2 separate regions of the Mus musculus genome follow, and region 2 is linked to region 1. Evidence: chromatin loops called from intact Hi-C (ENCODE). Cell type or tissue: heart. All regions are shown on one strand. Each heading gives the region's core, and the rest is flanking DNA. Links, peaks and the distances in the headings are about the cores only.

Region 1 (12,419 bases), core at 1,649-9,648:
GTATAGCTTTTGTAAAGAAGAAGAGAAGATGATAGTTATGAAGATATTAATTATGAATTAGACACTTCAATAAAAATTTAAGGTATCTGTTTAAAACCACATTTTAAAGATTTATTAAGGTAAAGCATCCAAAACTCAGTCTATATGTCTAAAATAGTAAAAAAAAATAGTTATTATACTATTATCTCTTTTGAAATACTGGGAATCAAGCCCAAGGCCTCATCCACACTAAACTCTACTGCTAAACTAATTTCTCAGTCTGATATGTCTCTGACGTTTTTGGATGTATAGGTGTGTGTGTGTTGACATGTGTGCTGGTGAACATATGTGAACAGTTGTTGTGCAAGTCAGGGTCTTCTTTAATTTTTTACTGAGTCAGGGTCACTCAGATGAACCTAGAGCGAGACATGTGGTAAGCCTGGCTTCCAAGCACTGGATTGCACACACATTGGGTCCACACACATTGGTATTTATGCTAGGTTCTGGGTATCCCAACTCCTGTCCTCACCCTTTTTCAGTGCAACTCACTCATATACCATGTTCTACAGTGTGGGTTTCTCATTGTGAGACAAATCTTCATCAAGTGGACCAACTTCCCTGATTTTTTTTTTTATGGAACCATTACTTGGTCTTGAGTTAGATGTATAAATATAGCTAAATATATTATTTTGACTATTATATTATTATAGAAATTGCATCCTGCCACACTTCACAAATCCACTAGGCATATAAACTTAACTCAGAATTATAATCAATATACTCTTTGGATGCTTATTTGGAATTTAAGCAGGTTTTCTTTTTTGTTTTGTTTCTGAGATAAGGTCTTACTCTGAAATCCAGGCTAGTCTTGAATTTACAGTGATCCTTCTGCCTCACCTTCTCTGGTATTCAAATTACAGGCAAGAGACACTATGGCTACCTACAACATTTTCTTAATGAAAGCATTCATTCAGATATCCTGAGTGCCTGGTAATAGTGTGTGTGTGTGTGTGTGTGTGTGTGTCTGTGTGCATGTGTGCCAGTGACTACAGAAGACAGAGGTATTTTGAACTCAGGGCTTTGTGATATATCATGTGGTGCAAAGCTTGGATCATGTAGTCTTAAGTGGGAGAGATGATTACAATAAACATGCTAGCCAGGCCTGGGCAATATAATGAGACTGTTTTAAAACAGAACAGTAAAATGTGGGCTGGACATCTATCTTGGTGCTAGAACACTTGCTTAGCATGTTCAAGGCTCTGGAACCAATACCAAGAAAGACAAAAAAAAAAATAAATAAACAAATCATTTAATATGTTACAATTGATAGGTGCTATGAAAAACATGTTTAAAGTTACAAATTACATTTCATGACTTGCACTCATGGTACACTGTCTAGCATAAAATGTGATGTTCTTGTGGGTCTTGTATTCTAATCGAGAGTGATGATAAAAATAAGCAAAGCAGCTGGGCATCGTGGTGTAGGTCTGTCCTCTCAACTGCTCTGAAGACTAGGGAACCAAGTGGCACATCACCTATATTAAAAAAAAAAAAGCAAAGCAGTTATTTAGAGTGTCTTACGGAAGAAATTCAGGCACAGGGTCCAGGGCAGAAGCGGTTGTTGCTGAGTTTTCAAGGTGGTACTGAGGGTAGATCTTACTAGAAGATAAAAATTAGATTATAGCTAAGGGAATTATTATTGTGGCTATCCAAAGAGAAAGCACTTTGTGTGGAGGGGCCAGACAGTACCAGATCTTAAAAGCAAGAACTTGCCTGGAAGTATATGCCTAACAGTGAAGAGGCCACTCTGTTTGAGAGGAAGGAAGGAAGAGGGAAGTGAGGTTCGGGCAGATACTAAGCTCTGAAGGTCATTGCAAGGACTTTGGCTTTTGCTGAAGTGAAATGAGGAGCCATGTGACCTCTTAAAACATTTGAAGTATTTAGGGAACAATTAAATATGAAGATGTGCACATTAGAATATTTATTTTAAAGTCTTAATGTTATAGTCTCATTTTAGCATTCATTCTGAGACAAGTTATATTGTCAATTTACCGCTATCAAACTCCTCCAGGGGAGCAAATAAACATAAGTACAGTTTCCTTTTTTATTATTCATTTTTTCTATAGATGTTTTTTACTTTTGTATGTTCTCAATTACTATCTTGATATCCATTTGAAATCTCTTAAGCTAAGTGTCTCAAGCTTAGGTATACTTAGTGTTCTACAACTTATTAATATTTACTCATTTCTGGTTTTGTTGTTTTGAGAAAGGGCCTCAAACTCATTATGTGGCCAAGGATGACCTTGAACTCCTGATCCTCCTGCCTCCACTTCCTGAGTGCTAGGCATGCACGATTATACCTGAGTATTAATTTTCTAATATGCCATGTTAGTTTTGTTTTTACATGCACTTACATGTTTATTTGTCTGCTCGGTATGTGTGTGTGTATGCATGTGCACAAGCCATGAAACACATATGGAGATCAGAGGACAACTTTTAGAATTTGGTTCTTTCCTTCTGTCATGTGAGTTCTGACAATCAAATTCAAGTTGTCAAGGTTAGTGTTGAATTTGTGGCAATTGTTCTGCCTCAGTCTCTGAAATGCTAAGAATGCCAGTGTTCACTACTACACTTGTCTTAATTCTAAGTGTTCTTGAACAAAATAAATACTGTAGTATCTTGTTTAAAATCCTTTATGATGAAGACAGATAATGTCACAAATGCCATTACTTTGGCATTTTATGAATAAAAATATTCTGAGGGACAATGTATACCATTATGTAATGTCTTTCATTTTCTTTCCATTTAATGAAGTCTTGCTCATTCATCTATAATCTCTCTTCCAAGGGAACTAGAAAGCAGTTTGTCAGTTTGTTACTTGATATTTCTGTGACTTTTTGTTCATTAGAAGATTTGTTTGTTTGTTTATTGTTGTTTTAGATTAGCAGGAGAACTTTGAGTGAACAAGACTAGATTCAGTCTGGGGTAAATACCTGACCAGTAAGGTGTAACTACTTTCCCTCTCTGTGTTTGCAGTGTTTCAAGTGTCTGGTACTGAGTTGGGCACAGATCCTAGTACTTAAGAGATGCTCTTTACATATTTGTTAAACGAGTGCATTTTGTGGCATTTCTTTCATTTGTTTCTTAGAGACTTTGTATGCTGCCCATCCCTAGAGTACTGGTATTTTGAGAGCCTGCCTGCCAGAGGAAGTGGGTAACCTCTGCCTAAAGATATGAGCTGTTAATGGTTAATACCAGAATCAGATAAAGTTATTTTAAAGAGAGGAATTTTCCTAGAGAGACCCCTTCAGCCACATCAGTGGGTAACTTCATACTCTATCATCAGGCCATAAGGGAGTTGAGAAACTGAGAGTTGCACTTGGTAAATAGCCTTTGAATATAATGTCCTGAATTATTTTTATTTCAATTCCTATGCAAAAAAAAGTGACTGGAGACCTTAGGTCTACAGTGATCCCTACTATTATAGACAGATTATGGAGTGTGGAAGCTACCCACTGGAATTTCCAGGGTTTTGTGTCTTAGAGCAAGGAATTGGACCAGGGACACATAAGACAGTGGCAGAAAGACAGGGAGCTTATTAAAGAAGAAAAGCTCAAGTCAGAGCTGGAGAAAGATCAAAGGCTCAAAGCATGGGCCACGGTGGTTGTGAGTCTTTATGGGTCTTTCACACAGCTCCTGCCTTTCCTCACATGTGTATGCTATGGGCTTTTCTCAGACATGTTCTGACTGTCATGTGTATTCTTTGGTGGTGAACATGGGGGTTCCAGTGTTTTTTTCTGTCACTGATTGTAAATCTCTCCACCCTCTCTTCTGCTACAGGATCAAGCTGTAGACTATTTGATTATTAATTGTATTATTTGGGAAGACCTTGAAAACTGCCAAATGATACCAAATATATCAATAGCTTTGACTTTCCCCCCCATGCCTCTGTTATCTCAAAGGCCCGCCACAGTTGTGGCTGGAAGAAGAGGAAGGGTGGCCCCTAAGCTGTCAAAATGCCTACAGCAGCATCATTTTGTCAGTCTTAGGTTTAGTTGGACTGTAGTGAGGATCAGATATCCTTTTGTTTAACTTGTGGTTCCCACACTCAGAAGAGGTTGGTATATTAAAGTGTATAACATTAATAGTCATGAGAAAACCAAAGCTGGGCACAAGTTAAAATGGCAAAGACAAATTTTATCCAGGACTAGCATAACAAAAAGAACCCAGGTACATAGTTGGCCTCTGATTTAAACACACTAGGGATACCTGGGGATTTATAGTCAAGAAACGTGGAGCTCATGGTTGATACCAACATAGGTGAATGTTGGTAGCATCAACCTCACAAGATTCATGCTGAAGGCAGGCCAGCATGAATAGATACCAAAGGTGGGGACTGAGAGATTTTGTAGATAGGGAGGGTGTGATTGTGTATGTGTGGGTTCTTGCTAAACTGCCTTGGCGATTGCTAAACCTAGAGTTTACAAAGATGTGCACACATAGCACATGGGCCAAGGAGAAGGTTCAAAGTCTGACTAAAGTTTGCTTTAAGCAAGGATCTTTGTCACATTGCCCACTGTATGCTAGCATATTTGAACAGGGCTAGGTAGGGTATCATACCTGGACCCAGAATTTTTGCAAGTTTCTCTCTTTCTGTTTGACAGAAATATAAGTTCAGGCCCCAATGCTATCTTGAGGATAGCCCTGCTTCCATCTTGGTGAACCTTTCCGTTTTTTGTCTTTTGTTTTGTTTTTTTTTTTTTTTTTTAATCCTGTGACCTCCAACAGAAAATAGGACAACAGTTTATTGCACATACTGTCCATGAAAAAACAAAACAAAACAAAACAAAACAAAAACCAAAAGAAAGTTTATTCTGAGGCAACTTTGAGTGAATAGTGCTTAGTAACAGAGATTCGGGTTTCCCAGAATTACATGTTCTACTGTGAAAGAGGTTTACACGCAGTCTTATAGCCATAGAACAAAAGACCATAAATCAATACATTTGCCAAATATAGCGGAAAGGACATCGGGGAGGTAGGCTACAGCATAGCAGGAAAATCTCCAGCTGATGATACTCTTCTTTTGAGCACTGCTGAAAAGCCAGTCGTTGGCTAAGTTTAACAATACATTCCAAACTTTTTACATAACAGGCACAAAGATCTTAGGTCAGCTACAAAGGTTGGTAATAAGCAGTTTTTTTAAAGAACCTAAAGATAGTCCAAGATAATCTTGGTTACTGATCATCATCTCTCCGTAATGGTAAAGTTCTAGACAGTCAGTCACTTTGTACAGTCTTCAACAAAGATGTAATTTTCCCAGTAAACGTGAGTTTACAGTAGAAAGAAGACACTAGGCTTGCGCTTTTAGGGGCTGAATCGCCTGGGATGGACGAAGCTTTATGCGGCCGGGAGGGGTGGAGTTCAGAGAAGCTGCACAGGGCCCTCCTCGCTGCATTTGTCCCGCCTTCTTCCTCTCATTGGCTGAGATTCTCCACGCATCACGTCGGCGACCCCAGCGTGCCCTCCCGGTGGGGCGGGACTTTAGGCGCTCGAGGCGGGGACGGTGCGCACGCGCAGAGGAGCGGGTCTGGGTCTGGGCGGGGGAGGAAGGGGGTGGTGTTCCCGGTTTCCCGGGTTACCTGAGGGGGCGGGGGTGAGAGCTCACGCTGGCCTGGCAGCCTTGGTGAGTCGGGATTCTCCTGCACCGGCGGGCGAGAGCGCGCGGCGGACCACAGAGCGGAGGTAAAGACCGCAGCGGGCTCCTTTAGAGGGTCAGGGTCTCGACCTCAGCGGGGCATGGCGGGAAGGTGGCGGGCCGCCCGGGCGGGGTCGTGCCGCGCTAAGGGAACGGGGTGGTGCCCGGAGCTCGGCCCGGCCGGGGTTCGCTTGCCTTCTGAGCTCTGCACAGTTGCTGATTGAGGCGGACCCGGGCCCCGAGGGCTGTGGCGGCGGCGCGGACCCCATAGTAACTTTACTTACCGGCCGGCTGGTGCGGCGGACGGTGTCCTCAGGGGGCGCTTCACCTCGGGAAGCGCTTGTCCCGGACCGCCGCTACCCTCAGCCTGCCCGGTCCTTCCCAGCAGGTGACAGCGGGAGCTGACAGGTTCAGGGCGTCTCACTTCGCGCCGCGGGTCCATCTGTCATTCCCCACCCTGGTGCTTCGGAGTCCTTGCTGTCCCTTCCCTGCCCGTGACACCTGCTGCGGGACTCTGCAAACAACCCTTCGTGGTTCGCGCGCACCTCTGGAGCGGTGGCTGAGATGCTAATATAATAGGGACGTGACCCAGGGAGATTTCCTCTGCCACCGGAGGCCAAGGGTTCATGATGGAGGGTTGGAGCTCAGGGAGTCAAGAAAAGTGTCCTCATCCAATCCTCAGAGGGATAAACAAAACAGCAAAACATCCTTGATGGAGAGAGAGAGAGAGAGAGAGAGAGAGAGACAGAGACAGAGACAGAGACAGAGACAGAGACAGACAGACACAGCTCTTGCTTGGTAGTTGATGGTGTGAGAAAAAAATTTTAAGGTGTTGACTCGTGTAGAACACACATTTGTGTTGAATTCTGGCCAGTATTTCCTTAAGGATCAAATTCATTGTGCATTTTCTCCAGGGTTTGTTTAACAGGTTGATATGGCACATTAATTTGAGCTTTTTCTTCCTGAAAGGCATTTGGCTGGTCTGCCTTTACTTTTAACTTCCACACCTAGTAACCTTATACTAATAAAGATGTTGGCTCTTAGCTTTTATTATGTAGCTGATTGGTAGGGGATATCTGTATTTACAGAGCATTGCAAGTAACTTTTCTGCTGCTCGTTGCTGTCATCCACGTTGACACTAACACATACAGATATTGAGAGACTTTGGAAGATAGAGGACGTAAGGGGGAGATGAGTTTCTGTTATTTAGTTTCCATTAAAATACTTCCCAGACAATAAATTGCATATAGAGCATATGCATTTAGTAAAGATGTTTAAGTACCTATTGTGGACCAGACACGTTTTATAAACAGATAAATACCCCCTTTCTTGGGTCATACATATTCTGGAAGAACCTCAGACAATAAGTAAGAAGAATATGTCCTTGTCAGATGATGTTAAAGGACTTAGAGAAAAAGCAGGGAGAAGACAGAGCCAGAAACGGGCTGCAATTTGATTAGAGGTAGTTAGGAAAGGCCTTCTGGAAAAAAAATTTGATAACCGGAAGGAAGTAAGGGGTGATCCATGCTCTTTTCTGAGGGAAGGATATGCAGTGAGAAAGCCACTTGCAAAAGCCCTGAGGCAATAGTGTGGAGACTGGAGTCAGAAGAGAGCTGAGAGGCGGGTCTGGCCGTGTTGGAGCCAGTTAAGTAAGAGTCGTAGAGTACCAACAGATTAAAAGGGTGAGAGATCAGATTGTGAAAGGCTTTATAAGCCTCTGTAGGGAGAGGAGACCTCTTTTTGATTACAAGCTGATATAATCAAACTTGATTTTCAAAGGAGCCATATTATGACTAATTGGAAAATATACCACCATTTGGGGGAAGGGATAGCAGAAACAGAAGCAGAGATACCAAGTAATGAGGCCAGAAATGATTTAGGAATTTGTGGCTGTGGTGAGAGGTTATTGACTTTTTAATACATTGTGTATAGAAATGTAGAGGACAGCAACAATTTTGTCTTTAGCAAGAAAGATAGACTAGAATAGGGAGGTACTGAGAGCTTTCTGAGAAGAATAGGCTTGGTAAGGAGGTTAGGTTTTAGGGGATAAAATTAAACACCCAAGTGGAGATTATTCGTAATAGACATTAGTGACTTTGCATTACAGGAATTTTTGTGTTTCTTGACTATTCCAGCTTAACCATTTTGCCCATAAGTGGACAATTTCCATTCCATGCTTACTACTTTTTTTTCCTCCCAGTGTTGGGACTCAAACCCAGTGCCTTGAGCATGCTAGGAAAGTTCTCTTACTAAGCCCTTTCTTTCTCTGGCTCTGTTTTTAGTTCTTTTGAACCAACGTAGTCATTTATGTTCCCAATGTAGCTCTGGTTTTATTTGCTTGGATTTAGTCCATGTGTTTGTTAGTTTTAGTTGTAGAAAAAGCTGTACAGAATTCCAGAGTATTTTTTATAGTCTGCTGCTATATTCAACTTGAACACCTTTCTCTGATTTTTTAAAATTATTTTTAGATGCCTGTTAAAAAGAATTTAAGTCCCAGAAATATTATCAAATGTGGCTTTTCTTGGCCATTTGTGAAATTACAATGTAAGTGACCTGAATTTTTGAAATGATGTTCTATAAGCAACAAAGAGATTATTTTAATTCTTTTGTTTTATTACAGATGACTTGAAATAAACTATCACATTCTTAATGGAGATTTTTAAAATATCACAATATAAAGTATTAGGCCAATATACTTTGATCTGTAAGGCTTGCTGGAGCATCTCTGTAGTCCCAACTACTTGGGAGGCTGAAGCAGGAGGATCACATGTTCAAGACCAGCCTGGACATTTAACAGATTAGTGGGACTCTGTCTCAAAAATGAGAAAATGGGGTTGAGAATATGGCATGGTGGTAGAGTACTGTCTGGCATATACAGGGCCCTGGGTTTGAAAACAATAACAAAATACTTGTATCAGAAAATATGTAATCCTGAGGTCTATTCTTTATAATAAAGAACCAGAAAAGAACTAATACTTTATAATAAATTTTCAGCATATCTGTCCCCAATTAGATTGGTAACTGTAAACTGATCGTGGAGTCAGTGAGGCAACTCTGTTCTCATTGGCACTACTTTTTCACTGTTGCTTCTCATCAGTGCTTGTCCTTGTGCCTCTTAATTTCCCTGGCCTTGCTTATAATAATTGAGAGAGATATGATACATTCGGAATTTTTGAATGCTTACTAAGTCTAAGCACTGGAAAGAATAGAATAAGGAAAAAAGTACCTAATAACATGAAATAGTAATGCTTAAAACCAGATGTCTTGATTAGTTAAGAAAGAAATAAAATTATTTTCCAAAAGGATAGCCATTGTTTCATTCAAACGTTAGTCTTTGAAATTGAAACCCACAGTGGTGAGGAAATGGGAGCTTCCAGCCATTTTAAAGAAATGGACAAATGAGATGAGCACTAGGGTTTCATGCACTTAGTCATGCTTATAAAACTGTTTTTACCGATCTTTGAAAAGTAAAGAGTCATTTCAATAGTGGACTACTAATTGGTAATTGAGGAATGGACTATAAGATCATACAATGTAATTATGTTATGTGTAGAAAGCTAGCCACCCCCAACACACACACACACACACACACACACACACACACACACACACAATCACAGTCCAACAAAAATAACCCACTGTGTACTTTGTAGTTCCATCTAGAAAATGTGTTCTTATCCATAGTGGCAGAAATGAGTGGTGGGCTGAGTGCAGATGGAGTAAAGGAAGGAGGCATAGATGGGAGGGATAACAAGGACATACTAGGAAACTGCAGGGAGTGGTAGACAGGTTCCACTGAACAAATTATATACTTTAAAGGTGTACAGTGTGTTACGCGTCATGCCAATTACACCTTAATAAGTGGTATTTAAAAGTATCTCAAGCTTTAAAAGACAGAGGAATCTTAAGTTCATATTACCCAATGAAAGAAGCTAGTCTGAAAAAGTTGTGTACTTTGTTATTCCAAGTCTGAGATATTCTGGAAAAAGCAAAGCAAAACTCTGTGGAGGCAGAGGATCAGAAGTTAGAGAAAGGGAAGAATAAATGGGCAGAGAACACAGAGGATTTTTAGGGCAGTACAATACTACAGTGGTGGATATATATCATACATTTGTCAAAACCTGTTGTATGCACAACTGTGGGTCTTAATGTAAGCTGTGACTTTGGGACGAGAATGATCTGTCAATATAAGTTTGTTAGTAACAAATGTACCTATGCTGTGGGATGTTTGTAGCCAGAGAGGCTGTGCATGTGTGGAGACAGCTATGTGTGATTTCTTTTTTCTATTTGATTTTGAGGTGAACCTAAAACTGCTCTATAAAGAGTAGATTTTTGCCAGAAACTTGAAGAATTGCCATTTTGCTTGTTTTGAGCCCGGGCTGGCTGGAATTTGTGATCCCCCTTCCTTGAATGCTGAAATAAAAAGTGTGCACCATCATGCCCAGCAAGAATTGACTATTTTACATTTTAAAATTGAAGAATTAGAGGTGAATCTGAGAAATTGTACATTGAAACATTTGACACCGATTCTCAGAAAAATTATGTTAGATTGCCAACTACTTCATGACTCATGATCAGAGAAGAAAGCATTGATTGCTGAGACCCATCCATTTTTAAAGAATAAGTCAGTGATCTAACCTCATGTTCACCTTGCTAAAGACAGCATAAGAACAGTATATTTTTTTATAGCATATCACCATGTGTAGCCTGTACATCCAGTATTTGATTTAATCTTTAAAAGCCCACCCCCTGAATTAGTTCATTTTGAAATGAAGAGGAGACAGTGTATGGAAACTTAACTGGGAGGTGCGGTTGGCCAAAGGTATGTTTCTTTAAGGAGTGATGTCAAGGTATTTGTGTGGATTGAGGGAAAGGTAGATCCTGTAATAGATGCTAATTGATTGAAAATAATATGAAAGAAAGGGAAGGTGTGGGCCCAGGAGAAAAGGTAAAAAGGGTTACTCAGAAGAATAGCAATGCATCTTCCTGTTTGCAAAAGAGAAGGAAATAAGGGAGTGGGTTGAGGTAGAGCTGAGCATCCAGGGTGCTGTCTCTTCTCTACAAAGCAAGGTTATCTGATGAGACAGAAAAATGTGAGTTGGAGTATTCTTGGGGAAGCACTTTACGCCTAGTGTATTGGAATTTCTTGTTTTTGTGGCTAATTGAGTCCAGAAAAGAGTTCTTGTGTGGAGATGAAGGAATTTAAACAAGGGCTAGTGACCTAATTACTGAGTCCTGATAAATATTCTTCCAGGATTTGAAATCACAAATATACACAGAGGTTACCAGAATGGTTAAATAGCTTTCTCCATGATCTGCTTTGGTTAGGTGAAAAAGCAAGTGTAGTCAACTGAACCTGGGTGAGAATAGGAAAGAAGAGTGTAATGAAGAACCTGGCAAGAAGGACGGTGTGACACCAAGGAATGGAGGAGGCCGGTGGGGTCATTGTTCAAAGCAATGACACACAGAACTCCTACTCAGTTAGGAGGAAGAGCCAAGCCAACTTGAGGCTGATACATGCGGAGAGTAGAGAAGGTGAAGAATCTTAGTGAAAAAGGATATATGCTTAGGATTTATGGTAGTAATGGAACACTAGAGGTGGAAAAGGGGGTACACATGAAAATTCTACATTTAAAATTCCAGATATAGCTGTCTCTTGTGAGACTATGCCAGGGCCTAGCAAACACAGAAGTGGATGCTCACAGTCAGCTATTGAGTGGACCACAGGGCTCCCAATGGAGGAACTAGAGAAAGCACCCAAGGAACTAAAGGGAACTGCAACCCTATAGGTGGAACAACAATATGAACTAAGCAGTACCCCGGAGCTCTTGTCTCTAGCTGCATATGTATCAAAAGATGGCCTAGTCGGCCATCACTGCAAAGAGAGGCCCATTGGACTTGCAAACTTTATATGCCCCAGTACAGGGGAATGCCAGGGCCAAAAAGGGGAAGTGGGTGGGTAGGGGAGTGGGGGGGGGTATGGGGACTTTTGGTATAGCATTGGAAATGTAAATGAGCTAAATACCTAATAAAAAATGGAAAAAAATATTTAAAGGCAAAAAAAAAAAAAAAATTCCAGACGGGTAATTTTAAGTAATAAGGATTAAAATATAGCTGCCGTTCCTGGGAAGCCAGTCTTAATAGTGCTAATCGCAATAATAGTAATGGTAGTTCTTGTCAGTAGCCTTCCTGAAGGTACTCAACCAAGAGTACCTGAGACTGGGTAGCTTGAAAGTCCTTATGAGCAGCTATTAACCGAGCCCCAGAAGATCAGCTCTTGTGGAGAACATATGATGTTGATAATAAGTGGTAATGTCCTACTAAGAACTTGGCCAGTTGGTGACAGCTATAAACGCAATCCTGAAGTAGATACCATGAAACACTCTGGTTTGGGAAGCCCTGTGAATACTGACTTTTCCCGGACTGAGGACTTGGTGATGTCGTGATGTCATTGAGAAGAAGAGGTGAAGGTATTCTAGCTTCATAGCAACAAAGATAGGGCTCAGGGAGGAGTAAAGTACATGGGGAGGGGCCTGAGGAGTCAACTCAGTAAAGTGTCTGCCTCATATGTGTGAGACCTTAATTTTGATCCCCAGAAGCCCTGTAAAAATGGTGGCCCTAGTAGTATGCACTTAAAATTGCACCTCTGGGGAGGCAGAGACAAGACCCCTTGCTAGTTGTCCAGTTTAACCTAACTGGTGAATTCTAGGACAGTGATATACCCTGTCTCAAAAACGATGGATGA
Region 2 (12,419 bases), core at 2,837-10,836, 51 kb before region 1:
CTTTAGGCCAGAGTTTTTGTCAATGTGATGCAGACCCAGACATATCTGTGAAGAATCTCAACTGAAGAACTTCTCCCATCAGGTTGGCCTATGGGTAAGCCAGTAGGGCATTTTGTTAATTGCTAATTGGTACCGGAGGGCCTATCCTACCAGGGATAGGCTGTGCCATCTCTGGACAGCTGGGCCTGGGCTCTACAGGAAAGTAGCTGAGGAGCTGTGGGGAGGAAGGCAGTAAGCAGTGTTCCTTCATGGCCTCTGCTTCACTTCCTGCCTCCAGGACCCCGTCTTGAGCTCCTGTCCTGGGGTCTCATGATGATGGGCAGTAACCTGTAAGGTGAAATAAGCACTTTCCAGCCCAGGTTGCTTTGGGTAATGTTTATCCCAGCAACAGAAACCTAACTAGGACGTTCCACCTAGGCGTATCTCTGTGAGCACAGGAAACCAAACCCTTCCCCACTCCTCTCCTGATGGGAAGAAGCTCTTGAATTTCTTGTGACTATTTTCCAGTGTGCTGCATTCAGGATCACTTCCTTGTTCTAGAAACTGGGCATGGGAGTGTGTAGACATGATTCTGTCAAAACACCTAGAAGAGGGGCATGGGCTTGCATGAACATGCATGCGTATATCTTTGCAATGCACACAAGGCATACACACATGTGTCCATGTGAGCACGCGTGATCCCATCCTTGGTGGCTGCAGAGTTCCTTTCTGTGACTTTCACTTCATGACTCCTTACTCAGTCCTTAGCTGTGCCCAGCTTGTTCACTTTGGCAGGAATTAGGAGCTCCTTTTGAAACAGATCCTTATCAGATGGCACCAGGTATCATGTGGCAACAATAACAAGACAAGCCGGAGTTTCTCTGGGACAAAGGGTGGGACACCTCTCTGTGGTTGAGATTTCAAAGCCACCCAGACTCTCCCACCCTCTGTGAGGTGGGGAAAGGAGGGAAGAACTGGCCCTGGAAGAAGCAGTCACTCGGCTGGGAGCACCCATTGACCCCATTTCTACCCACAGATGCTATTCAGTATTTTAGAAACAGAATCAATGATTGAGGAAATTTAATGAAAATTTAGTAACAAAACAAAACAAAACAAAACAAACACCTGTCAGTATATGCTCAAAGCCCTGAGATTGATCCCCAGTAGTGCAACCAATTAACTAATCATTTGAACATTAGGGTTTCAGCATACAAGGTCATTTTACTGCCACATTCTTGGCTTCTGATACCAGTATTCTTTACTTAGAAATGTACATTTCAATGTTCCTGGATGTCACACAAATGAACACTCTTGCCAGCTAAGTGTGTGTGTGTGTCTGTGTGTGTGTGTGTGAGTCTGAATATATAAACAGTTATTTTTTTGCATCCCTGTGACCATAATACCTGGATAAAACAAGAGAGATATTTAATTTGACTCTTGGTTTCAGAGGGACAAGTCCATCCTGGTAGGGAAAGCAAGACAAAGGATGCAGATCAAGATGGCTGAAGCATAAGACAGATGCCATTTACATCATGGAAGACCAGTAGGATCCAGGGTACTGGTATAGCTTTCCAAAGCTCACCTCTAGTGGTTTCTCTCCCCAGTGGCATTCTGTCCCCTCAAAGGTCCCACAGCCACCTAGACAGCACTAGCAGAGGGAGACTGAGCGTTCAAGCCTGGGACCTAGGGTGATGGCTCAGTTGGTAAAGTGCCGTACAAGCATAAAGACCTGAGTTCAACCCATGGAAAAAAGGCAAGGCCTGGCGGGTGACACACTCTTGCAATCCCAGCTCCAGACAGGCAGGTCTTCAGGGCTCATCGACCAGCCAGCCTAGATTACTTGGCAAGTTCCATGCCAGTGAGAGTTCCTTTCTCAAAATAAGGTAAATTGTTCCTTAGGAAGGGTACCCCTGGCTTGTCTCTGGCCTTGATGTGCACACATAAACATGGCATGCACATGTGTGAATGTACTTGTGGGATGAATTTGTTTGTAACAAGAATGCTTGTCACTTTATGACACTAGAGCCTCATGCATGGTGTTCCATGGCTGCAGTGACATCACTGAGGCAACTCTCCCTGCCTTCATCTCCACATGCATTCTCCTCGTGTGCCTGCCTTTGAGCCAAATGTCCCCCTTTTATAAGGACATTAACATATTAGAAAAGGGCCCTCCCTAGTGACCTCATTTTGATTGCCTCTGTAAAGATCCTGTCTACACATTTTGGATAGGAAGGTAGGACTCCAAGAGTGACAGGAATCAACTCTTAATATCTAGTAGCCTTGGTTTTAAGACCTTAAGAAAGTAAGTGAACCTCACAGAATCTTAGTGTCTGTACCCATTTAATGGGGACTTTAAAAATCTCCACTATAAAGGCTTTTTCTTAATAGTCTTATCAAATTAGATAAGGCTCACAACACAGACTAGTTGCTACAGTTTGAGCTAAGAGAAGTGGACAACTTTCTGCCCATTACCCATGTGTGTGTGTGTGTGTGTGTGTGTGTGTAGTGCCACGCTCTCCAGTCGAGTCAGCTTGACAGGAGAAAGTTTGGAAGCTTTCTCATGAGGAAAAGAGTTTCAAGGAAACTCCCTCCTGGAGTCTGGCCATCCCCCAAACCCATAAAATTAATTTCCCACTCCCGCGTTAGTCTAGTGTATGGATCCACGTGCCCTCTATTAAGCATTACCCTATAATAAGTGCCTTTTAAGATTGAATTCTGACATAGCTAAAGCCTTTCCCAGTGTTCCAAGATCCCAGATTACAGCAAGGAGTTTAACCTATTCAGTAACTAATTAAGCATTGCAATAAAACAGAGCCATTAGCTCAGTTGTCTGCAGAAAGAGCCTGGGAATCTCACTGAGATAGAAATCTTTACTACAGGCTACATTCCATGCCAAGAGCAAGTTGATATACTATCCTGATAAATGGGGAATTCTCCAGACAAGATAAGATTTTGCAAGGCCTAGGAATTTAGGGGTCCGTGACACTACATTATTCTTGAGGCCTGTCAAGAGTTAAAACCCCCTGGTGCTTTTAACACTAAAGTGTGAAACTCTTGCCTGGCATTAGGTTGATCCTAGGCAGGGCTGGTAATCTTTATTGTAAACATTTATCTAGTTCCTGAAAATTCCTTTCTGCTTGTATCTGGTAAATTTCAGTGTAACTTGTCTTATTGTGATTTGTAGCTCCTGATAATTCGTTGTATTATATAATAGTCTAATGCTCGGCCAGACATTACATTCAGATTCAACACCTCTCCTGTGTGCATCTGTTTGTCAATTCCTACGCTTTCCCCACCTGCTCGAGAGAACCCGTTCCACGCAGACACAGGGACCCAGAGGGTCTGTGGCATGTGTGTGTGTGTAGTATATATGGTATTTGTGTATAGTTTTTTATATAGTGTATGTGTCTTAGTATACATATGAAACACTATAACTAAAAAGCAAACTGGGGAGAAAAGGGTTTATTTGGCTTACATTTCCATATTGCTGTTTATTACTGAAGGAAGTCAGGACAGGAACTCAAATAGGGCAGGACCCTGGTGGCAGAGGTTGATGCAGAGGCCATGATAGGGTCTTGCTTACTGGCTTGCTTCACATGGATTGTAAGCAATCCTGGCTTATAGAACCTAGGACCTCCAGCCCAGGGATGGCACCACCTTCTTCATTGATCACTTATTGTGAAAATGCCTTACACTCAGATCTAACGGAGACATTTCTTTCTCTTTGATGACTCTAGCTTGTGTCAAGTTGACACACAAAACCAGCCACTCCAACATGTAAATTGAATGTGTATATGTGGTATGTATACATGTGATGGGGTGACTTTGTGCCTATCACTTTAAGGATGTGCTCTCTAGTTTTTTTATCTCTACCACACCATTCTGCATCAGCAAGGCATAAGGACCTCTATATCATTTAAAGAAACAAAACAAAGCCAACACCACACAGACTGTGGGTACACTTTGTGTGTGTGTGTGTGTGTGTGTGTGTGTGTGTGTGTGTGTGTGTGTGAATGCATAAGTTTGTGCACATGCGTGTGAGTGTGTTTATGTGCAGTTAGTGTGTGTGCTGGCTGGTCAAATGCTGAGACACAAACTAGAGTTATCTGAAAGGAGGGAATCTTAGTTGAGAAAATGCCTCTTTAAGATCCAACTGGGAGGTATTTTCTTAATTGGCGATTGAAGAGGAAAAAAAAACCAAAGATATTTTCAATGTCTTTTCTGGGCCAGCATGCAGGCCTGGGAGGGCCCATCTCATTGTGCCATCCCTGGGCTGGTGGTCCTGGGTTCTATAAGAAAGCAGGCTGAGCAGGCTGGGGGAAGCAAGCTGGCAAGCAGCACTCCTCCATGGCCTGTGCACCAGCTCCTGCCTCCAGACTTCTGCCATGTTTCTCTTCTGACTTGTTTCCATGATAAACAGGAACATGAAAGTGTAAGCAGAATCAAACCTTTCATCCACAACTTGGTTTTGGTCATGGTGTTTCATTGCAGCAATAGTAACCCTAACTAAGACAGTGTGGGTAGTGTGTACAGTGGTCATAGGGTACATGTATGTACACTCTGTAGTTATGTGTGACAGATATGTGTGCCTAAGTGTACATAGGTCTGTGCAGCATATGTATGTGTAGTATATAGTATGTGGGTAGTATTTGTCTAAGGTGCATAGTGTATATATGTGTGTACTGTGTGTGTATAACACAGAAGGCATTAAATAACACAGAATGGTACCTTTTAAAATGGTTCATGCTGTCAGGAAGGGTTCAGTGGAGAGAAGGGAGGAGGGATGAAAGAGAGGATAGGAGGTATGTTATATATGGACCTGTAAGTTTCCCTGTGTTTGAAAAATCATGTGACCACTTGAAATGGAACAGTTCAAGTACACCACCTTAGCGTGTCCTCTGAGGTCTGGGAGTGATGTCATTTCCTTTCTGCCAGCAGCAGCCTCTGATATGGAGTCATAAGCTATGGCACCGGCATGTGATGCAGCACCAATGCAGTGTCTTTGGCTTAAGGAAACAGCCCCCCCAGTGATGTCCCAGGCAGGCATCTCCAGAACAGAACTCTCTATTTCCCCCCAGACTGTGGTAACCACCTCAGGGTTCAGGGCATCCCAAGCCCACATTGGAAGAGTGTGAACAGCACTGGATGGACATGTGGAAGCTCTTGGATATGCAAATCGTATTTCCTAGATCTTGGCAAGGTTAAGATGTGAATTAAAAGAAAAAGAGAAACAGAGGCTGGAGATGTAGCCCCTGAATGTTTGTTAGTAGGATGCTTGCCTAGTATACCAAAAGTCCTGGATTCTGTCTCCTGCAACTTCACCTGGTTTGGTGGTTCATGTCTGTAATCTCAACATCCAGAAGGTGATGGCTGGAGGATCAGAAGCTCAAAATCATCTTTGTCTACTTCACAAGTTTGAGGTCAGTCTGAAATGTGTGAGATCTTATAGGCATGCTGACTCCTGCAATCCCAGCATTCCGGATATTGAAATAGGAGGCTAGTCACAAGTTCAAGTCTCGCTTTGCTAAACAGCAAGAGTTGTTCCAAGACACTCAATTAAACAGACAAAAGGCCCAGACTGAATAAAGGCTGGAGCAGCAGGTGAAATGCGCAGGTAGCTGGTTTCCAGCCAGCATCTGGAAGGTTGTCAGCATGTGCCAACTGATGCTACCTCCCCGCGGCCCCCACCCCCTCTTCTTTCAAGTACAGCCTACTTGGTAAGTCTGCAGCCCTGACTGCTCAGAAATGCGCATGGCTGCCTGTCCAGCTGATGTCTCCAGACCAGCTTTCTCAGTGCCCATCACGAGTGACAACTCATGCCTCTTAATCAGACCATCAAGTGATTCTGTCAACATCACTGAGCTTGTTGTTTTACTGCATATCACTCCTTTCAGGCCCACACCGAGCTTCCTGCTGGTCCTTGGCTCTTTTCCAAAGGCCTGACTAATTTCCTGTGCTGAAGGCTCAGCCTCCTTATCGTGAGAGCCCCAAGCTTAGAGAGTCTGAGCCAGTTTCAGAGTGTTCCTTCCAGGCACTTTGCACCCACAGCTTGGGTAGATAGGAAGCCCAAATCCAGGCCTGGATTCTGCCTTTACCAGAGTAGATGTGTGTCTCTGTAAAGTCAGCTAACATCTCTCAGCTTCCATTTCTGTATCTGTAAAACAGGGATTATGAACAGGAGGCCAGGCAAGCAAGGAGCCCTGGCCTTGGAGTTGGCTGGAGCTACATCCAAATCTGAACTCTGCTGCCCACTGGCTCACAGCTTGGCCCTTGATTAGGTCTGCAGAAGTCTTTCCACTGACTATAAAAAAGGGCTCAATTCACTCATCTCTAGCTCTATGGAGGTTTTGAAAAGGATCAAATTAATGTGAAACTGTAAGCCACAAATTAATATAAAATGTCATCATTTTTGTTACACTTTTACTCTGCCTCTCCCCCATATACTTCTTTTGGGGGCTGGGGATAGGGTGAGACAGGGTTTCAGGTTGTACTTGGACTGACTATATAGCTGAGGCTGACGTTGAATTCCTCCTGCTTCTACCTTCTCAGTGCTATACTTACAGGCAAGAACCACCACACCCAACTGAAAAAGAAAGTCATTTACTTTGTATAGGAGTGTGGTAGTTGGGTGTGAGGAGCGGGTGTGGCAGCAGTCCCAAGATGGCGCCCAGGACTGCAGCCAAGTCTTATGACTTGCACCTGACTTCCTCATACACCTGAAAATAAGCCACAACCATCGTGAGAACTGCGCAGGTGCACCATGATGCAAGATCGGACCATATGACGAGTGATGATTCTGGCCAATGGACTGCTGTTACGTGGACTGAGCTGATGGGGCGTGGTTGAAGGGTTATATAAGGGATTGCGATTGGGGGCAGAAAGAGAATTACTAGAAAGATTACTAGAGAGATTGATTTCTGGAGAAAGATTCCTGCATGCATGTTGAAAGCTTCCTGAATAAACTGCTTTGAGAAGAACGTAGTGTGTTGTTCCTTGATGCTGGTCAGAATCGGAGGTGACAAATGGTGGCCCGTACGGGGACGTTCAGAACTCATCACAGTCAGGGCAGCTAGCTGGTAAGGTTCCCAGGTAAGTGGAACAATTTAAGTTCTCGGATTGAGACTATAAGGTTCCCGGTTTTGGGACAAGTTGCACCAAGCACCATGGGAAATTCAACCTCTGGTCAAACAGTGCACCAAGCCCTTAAGGACTTGCTGAAAGTGAAAGGAATCGGGCTGAAAAAGGAGACCCTGGAGAACTTTTTAAAAGCAGTGGATCAGATCGCTCCTTGGTTCTCCGTATCAGGATATCTTACAGGGCCCAGTTGGGAGAAGTTAGGGAAGGACTTGAAGTTTGCAGAAGAACAGGGAGTTCTCGCTAAAGGGGTGCTGCCAGTGTGGAAGCTAGTACGGAATTGTATCGAGGATAAGGAAAGATGTGGAGCGGAACTCAAAAAGGGTAATGAGGCACTGAATTAGGTGAGTGAGGAGCAATCCCAAAAGTCAGAGGCAGAAGGAAGTTCTAGTGATGGGGATATGTCTGAGGACGATCTGGAGAGCATAGCCGACAGTCTAGAGAAAGTGAAAATGAAGGTAGAACCTTCGGGGCCAGGGCTGCCGCGGCCGCCTCCATATGCCCCTGACGGAGCATGGGGCATAGTCTGCATCCAGAAACCTGGAGGGAACTGCGAGCCCAGTGCTTTCCTGTATTTCAGGATGCGCAGGGAGGTCAGTAAAGCTAGCTCCTCCAGTGCCAGAGAGTCTCATTTGAGCAGGTGAAGCGGATAATGGAGCTGCTGGAGTAGTAGTGGCCCCAGAAAAGGTGCAAAAGGATGTTGTAGTGAATTATTTAGGAACAAAAATTACAGCAAAATATGTGTCCCCTCAAAAGATTCAGTTTCACAAAGATGGATTATGCACCCTGAATGATTTTCAAAAGTTATTGGGAGATATTCAATGGGTCCGAGCCTATCTCTCTTTGACCAATAAACAATTACAACCATTATATGATATCTTACCAGGCAATACAGATTTAAATTCTCCCAGATATCTTACTAATGATGCCAGGAAGGCTTTGTTGTTAGTAGAACAGTGTGTTCAGAGTGCTGCCTTGAAACACCCAGATGAGTCTGAAAAAATATAAAAGCAAAATTCTAGGCCTTTAGGCCCAGGCTTGGGAATGTGACCTCTGTGACTCAATGCTCCAAGGTATGCTAATCATAAAACAGATAGCGACATTCCTCCACCCACCCGTTTCCTGAGTTCAAAGAGTGTTCATTCAAAGAATGTGCTATTGTTAGGGGCTCTTAGAAACTGTCTTGAGAGATAACCCGAACAATTACCAGGTATTTCTTGTGACTCTTGTGACTTTGCACTTCCTTGGGACTCTTAACTGGTATCTTTGGTATTTTCCAACAACGCCCTCCCCACTTCCTTGAGTTGTGGTTTCTTCCTTTAAATACCCCTTACCCAGCTACTTGGGGTGCCACGGTCCTCTACCCCTGCGTGGTGTATGACCGTGGGCCCGAGAGCGCTCTTAAACTAAAAGGCCTCTTGCAGTTTGCAGCAAGACCATTTCTCGTGAGTGATTTGGGGGTGTCGCCTCTCCTGAGTCAGAACGTGGGGGAGTCCTCACGTTGTGGGTCTTTCAAGTCCAAACAGTTTATCTTGTGTGTACTGTAAACAGAGTCGCAACCCACTGGGGTTTTATGGCAGGGAGCTCCCCTGTTATGGACACACCCAAAAATCTCCCCAGCCAAGACACTTGTTTATTATCCTGCCTCAGTAGCTCAGTTGGCTCTGATTGGTATACAGTAAAGCATGCAGTTTTTTGGAGTTGCACCTGAAAGTCTAATAGTACCGCATAATGCTAAGCAATTTGAAGTGTTAACAGCCACGGAGGATAATTGGGCTATTTTGAGGTGTAGTTTTCAAGGCCTCAGAGATAATCATTACCCCAAGGATCCAATATTACAGCTGGTTAAAGTACATCCAGTAATCTTTCCTCGTATTACTGCTAGAGATCCGTTACCAGATGCTCCTCTTGTTTTTACAGATGGTTCTAAAACAGGACAAGGAGCCTATTTAATAACAGGATCATCCCCAGTTACCATTCAGTTTCCCCCTGCATCTCCACAAGTCACTGAATTGCAAATTGTGATTAAAGTATTTGAATTAATTCCAGGTCCCTTTAATTTGATTTCTGATAGCCAGTATGTTGTAAATGTGCTGCAGTGTTTGGAGATAGTAGGCAAAATAAATTTGAGATCTACCATTGGAGGATTAGTTATTAAGTTGCAAAGAATTATCTTGAATCGGCATTCACCCTTTTTTAGTCAACATATTCGTGCTCATACTGGATTGCCAGGACCCCTTGCAGAAGGGAATGATATAGTTGATAAAGCTTCCAGAAAATGCATGGCCTTTTTAATGGCCTCATCTATTGTTCTGGCACGTGATTTTCATGCACAATTTCATGTTAATTCAAAGACTTTGTCATCACGATTTAAAATTTCTCGAGCAGGGGCGAGAGAGATTGTGAAGGCATGCAAAACCTGTGCCCCTTTATTGCCTCAAGTCAGTGTGGGGGTTAACCCCCGGGATTGAGCCCCCTACATTTGTGGCAAATAGATGTTACCCATTTTCTTGAGTTTGGAAAGTTAAAATATATTCATGTCTCCATAGATACAGCCTCTGGCATTATTTTTGCCTCCTTACAGACAGGCGAGAAGGCACGCCAGGTCATTGCACATTGTTTTGAGGCTTGGGGTGCCTGGGGACAGCCTAAAGAACTAAAGACTGATAATGGACCAGCCTATACTTCAGCCTCTTTTGTTCCCTTTTGCCAGATGATGGGCATCCGTCTGGTGCATGGGTTGCCATACAACCCTCAGGGCCAAGGCATTATTGAACGAGCCCATCGTACTTTAAAAGAATGTTTAATTAAACAAAGGGGGGGGGGATTGCCCCTGCTGGGTCCACACCAAGAGAGAGATTAGCCATTGCCTATTTACTTTGAATATTTTGAATGAAGATAAACAAGGGCATGGTGCAGCTGAGTGACACGATAATCCTGATATTTCTCCAAAAGGCATGGTCATGTGGAAGGATAACTGGTTGTTGGAAGGGCCCTGACCCAGTGTTGGTTTAGGAGAGAGGGTCTGTTTGTGTGTTTCCCCAGAATCACCGGCAACCCCTGTGGGTCCCAGAACGGCTGACCAGAGCAAGCCATGGCAAGCAGAACGATGAGGACGTGGATGTTCCTGTGGCTGGGAATGCTTCCGCTAGTGAGAACTGAAGAGTTGGGGAATTATGTCTGTGTTCCCGAAACCCATGCCAGTTGACGCATTCGGCCCAAGTGTTTCCTCGGTTCTTTACATCTAATGCTTCGCTGCAGTTGCCTTTTTTACCATGGGATGGAGATATAGCTCCAGTGCAGGAATCTATGCAGCTTCAGCTAAAGGGATTGTTGTGTTTTCAGATGATTCAAAATATTTCACAGATGAGTGATTGTGTTCAGCTGTATCTATTAAAGCTAATGCTACCTGGATTCGAGGGGTGTGGCCAGTCAGTATATCCAAGGGCAATGGCACTATTCCCTCCCAACCTAGATGGGCCCCCCTTTTTGTAGGAGTGTTCCTGATTCCCTTCCACCTTGGGCAGTGAAGAATTATTTTTTCTTTCCCCCTTATATAGGTACAGTCCATAATAGTTCCTTTTCAGGGTATAATTGGACATATCAAAATCCAGCTCAAGTAGGAGCTAGTAATCCTTTTAATGTATGGTTGTTATGTGGGGTGAATGTTAGTTGCACTGATCTTTCCCCCTTAAGCATGGTGGTAGGAGGGGCCTGGGGCAATGCAAATTTTTATTTAAATGGTTCTAATGTGTTTAAAACTTCTGTATTTCAATCTGCTGGAGGAAGGAATGTTTCTTTTTAGGCTACGCATGTTTGTATGTGGCCTCCTTTTGTGTTTATTGTTTATAATGGTAGTTATGAGAATAATGTTGTTAATTGTAGTAGTGATATTTGTTATTATAGTATGTGCTGGAATGCATCTGAATATCATTTGGCTGTTGTGACTAGGATACCTTGCTTTGTACCTTTGCCTGTTCAAGCTACTTTGTTTACAAACTGCCTCGGCTGTGAATAATTTATCCGCAGGTGTTGCAGAAGCTTTGGATTGCTGACAGCTGTCTCCAGCTTGAAAGAGTGAGCCGGAATTGATGGACTTGCCCTGTGTCTGATATTAATCAGCATCCTGGCCTTCTGGTGTACCTGCCTCATGCAGAGTCGTCAGCGCAGAGCCCAAGCCTTGGTGATACAGGCTTTTGCGGCAGTGGAAACAGGACAATCTCCTCAAGTGTGGCTTGGCATGCTAGAGAAGTAGTCAATGATAGGTAAGACTCCCTGGGTGTGTCACCAACCTAAGACAGGGATCAAACCAATGCTGTTTGTCTCCCAAGGACAGGTATGGGGCATTGCTGCAGGGGGCAACCTAAGACAGACATTCCCTCTGCCAATAAGTAAAGAAGGGGGAGATGTAAGGAGCGGGTGAGGCAGCAGACCCAAGATGGCGCCCGGGACTGCAGCCAAGTCTTATGACTTGCACCTGACTTCCTTATACACCTGAAAATAAGTCACAACCATCGTGAGAACTGCGCAGGTGCACCATGATGCAAGATCGGACCATATGACAAGTAATGATTCTGGCCAATGGACTGCTGTTACGTGGACTGAGCTGATGGGGCGTGGTTGAAGGGTAATATAAGGGATTGCAACTGGGGACGGAAAGAGAATTACTAGAAAGATTACTAGAGAGATTGATTTCTGGAGAAAGATTCCTGCATGCATGTTGAAAGCTTCCTGAATAAACTGCTTTGAGAAGAACATAGTGTGTCATTCCTTTCTGCTGGTCAGAATCGGAGGCGACAGTTGGGAGTTTGACCCTATGGCCTTGTGTATGCTAGGTAAGTGCTCTACCATTGAACTGCATCTCTAGCCACTCCAGCCCCATATACTTAGATTTAAAAAAATTTTTTTAAAGATGGAGAAAAGCTACAAAAAATATCTGGATAACCTTCCCCCAGATTCACCTGTTATTAAAATTGCCTTTTGTTTGCTCAAGCATTCTCTCTCTCTCTCTCTTTCTCTCTCTCTCTCTCTCACACACACACACACACACACACACTCCCTCTCTCACCTCTTATTTATTTACCATTTACCAGCAATTTATTGCACCACATAGAAATAAACCACAGCCTTCGCAGCTTTTACTGTAAACGCCCTGGAGTGTAGAGAATTGACTGAAAGCAAAGCAGTGTCTGGCAGGCAGCACTGGGCCTAACCCTCAGCTTGCATTTGACTGCAATGTTGCAGCCTATGGACATAGACACCTTATGGTTTTTTCCCACAGTCCCAAAGTTGAAAACCCAAGGCCA

Evidence for each region. Peaks named below come from ENCODE experiments on the same cell type or tissue, not always from the same donor. Only the 100,000 strongest peaks of a DNase experiment are listed, where the experiment ranks them.
Region 2: a loop joins it to region 1, with 1.8 times the contacts of the local background. A loop is called at or near these places in 7 of 42 quality-filtered maps.

Annotation. Positions count from the first base shown.
Region 1 is chr13:13,584,776-13,597,194 of GRCm38, forward strand. It overlaps Lyst (lysosomal trafficking regulator), which reads left to right and starts at 5,634. Exons shown (of 53, transcript NM_010748.2): 1 at 5,634-5,721. It overlaps Gm30836 (a long non-coding RNA gene), which reads right to left and starts at 6,426. Exons shown (of 2, transcript XR_382086.4): 1 at 5,959-6,426; 2 at 1,271-1,514. In heart, for the core only: a CTCF peak has its summit at 5,972; a DNase peak (open chromatin) is centred at 5,496; H3K4me3 peaks cover 1,664 bases; H3K27ac peaks cover 1,495 bases.
Region 2 is chr13:13,532,901-13,545,319 of GRCm38, forward strand. No RefSeq gene overlaps it. Among named protein-coding and RNA genes, the nearest start is that of Lyst, 51 kb to the right of the region's middle. In heart, for the core only: no CTCF peak of the experiment used is centred there; a DNase peak (open chromatin) is centred at 5,931; H3K27ac peaks cover 1,515 bases.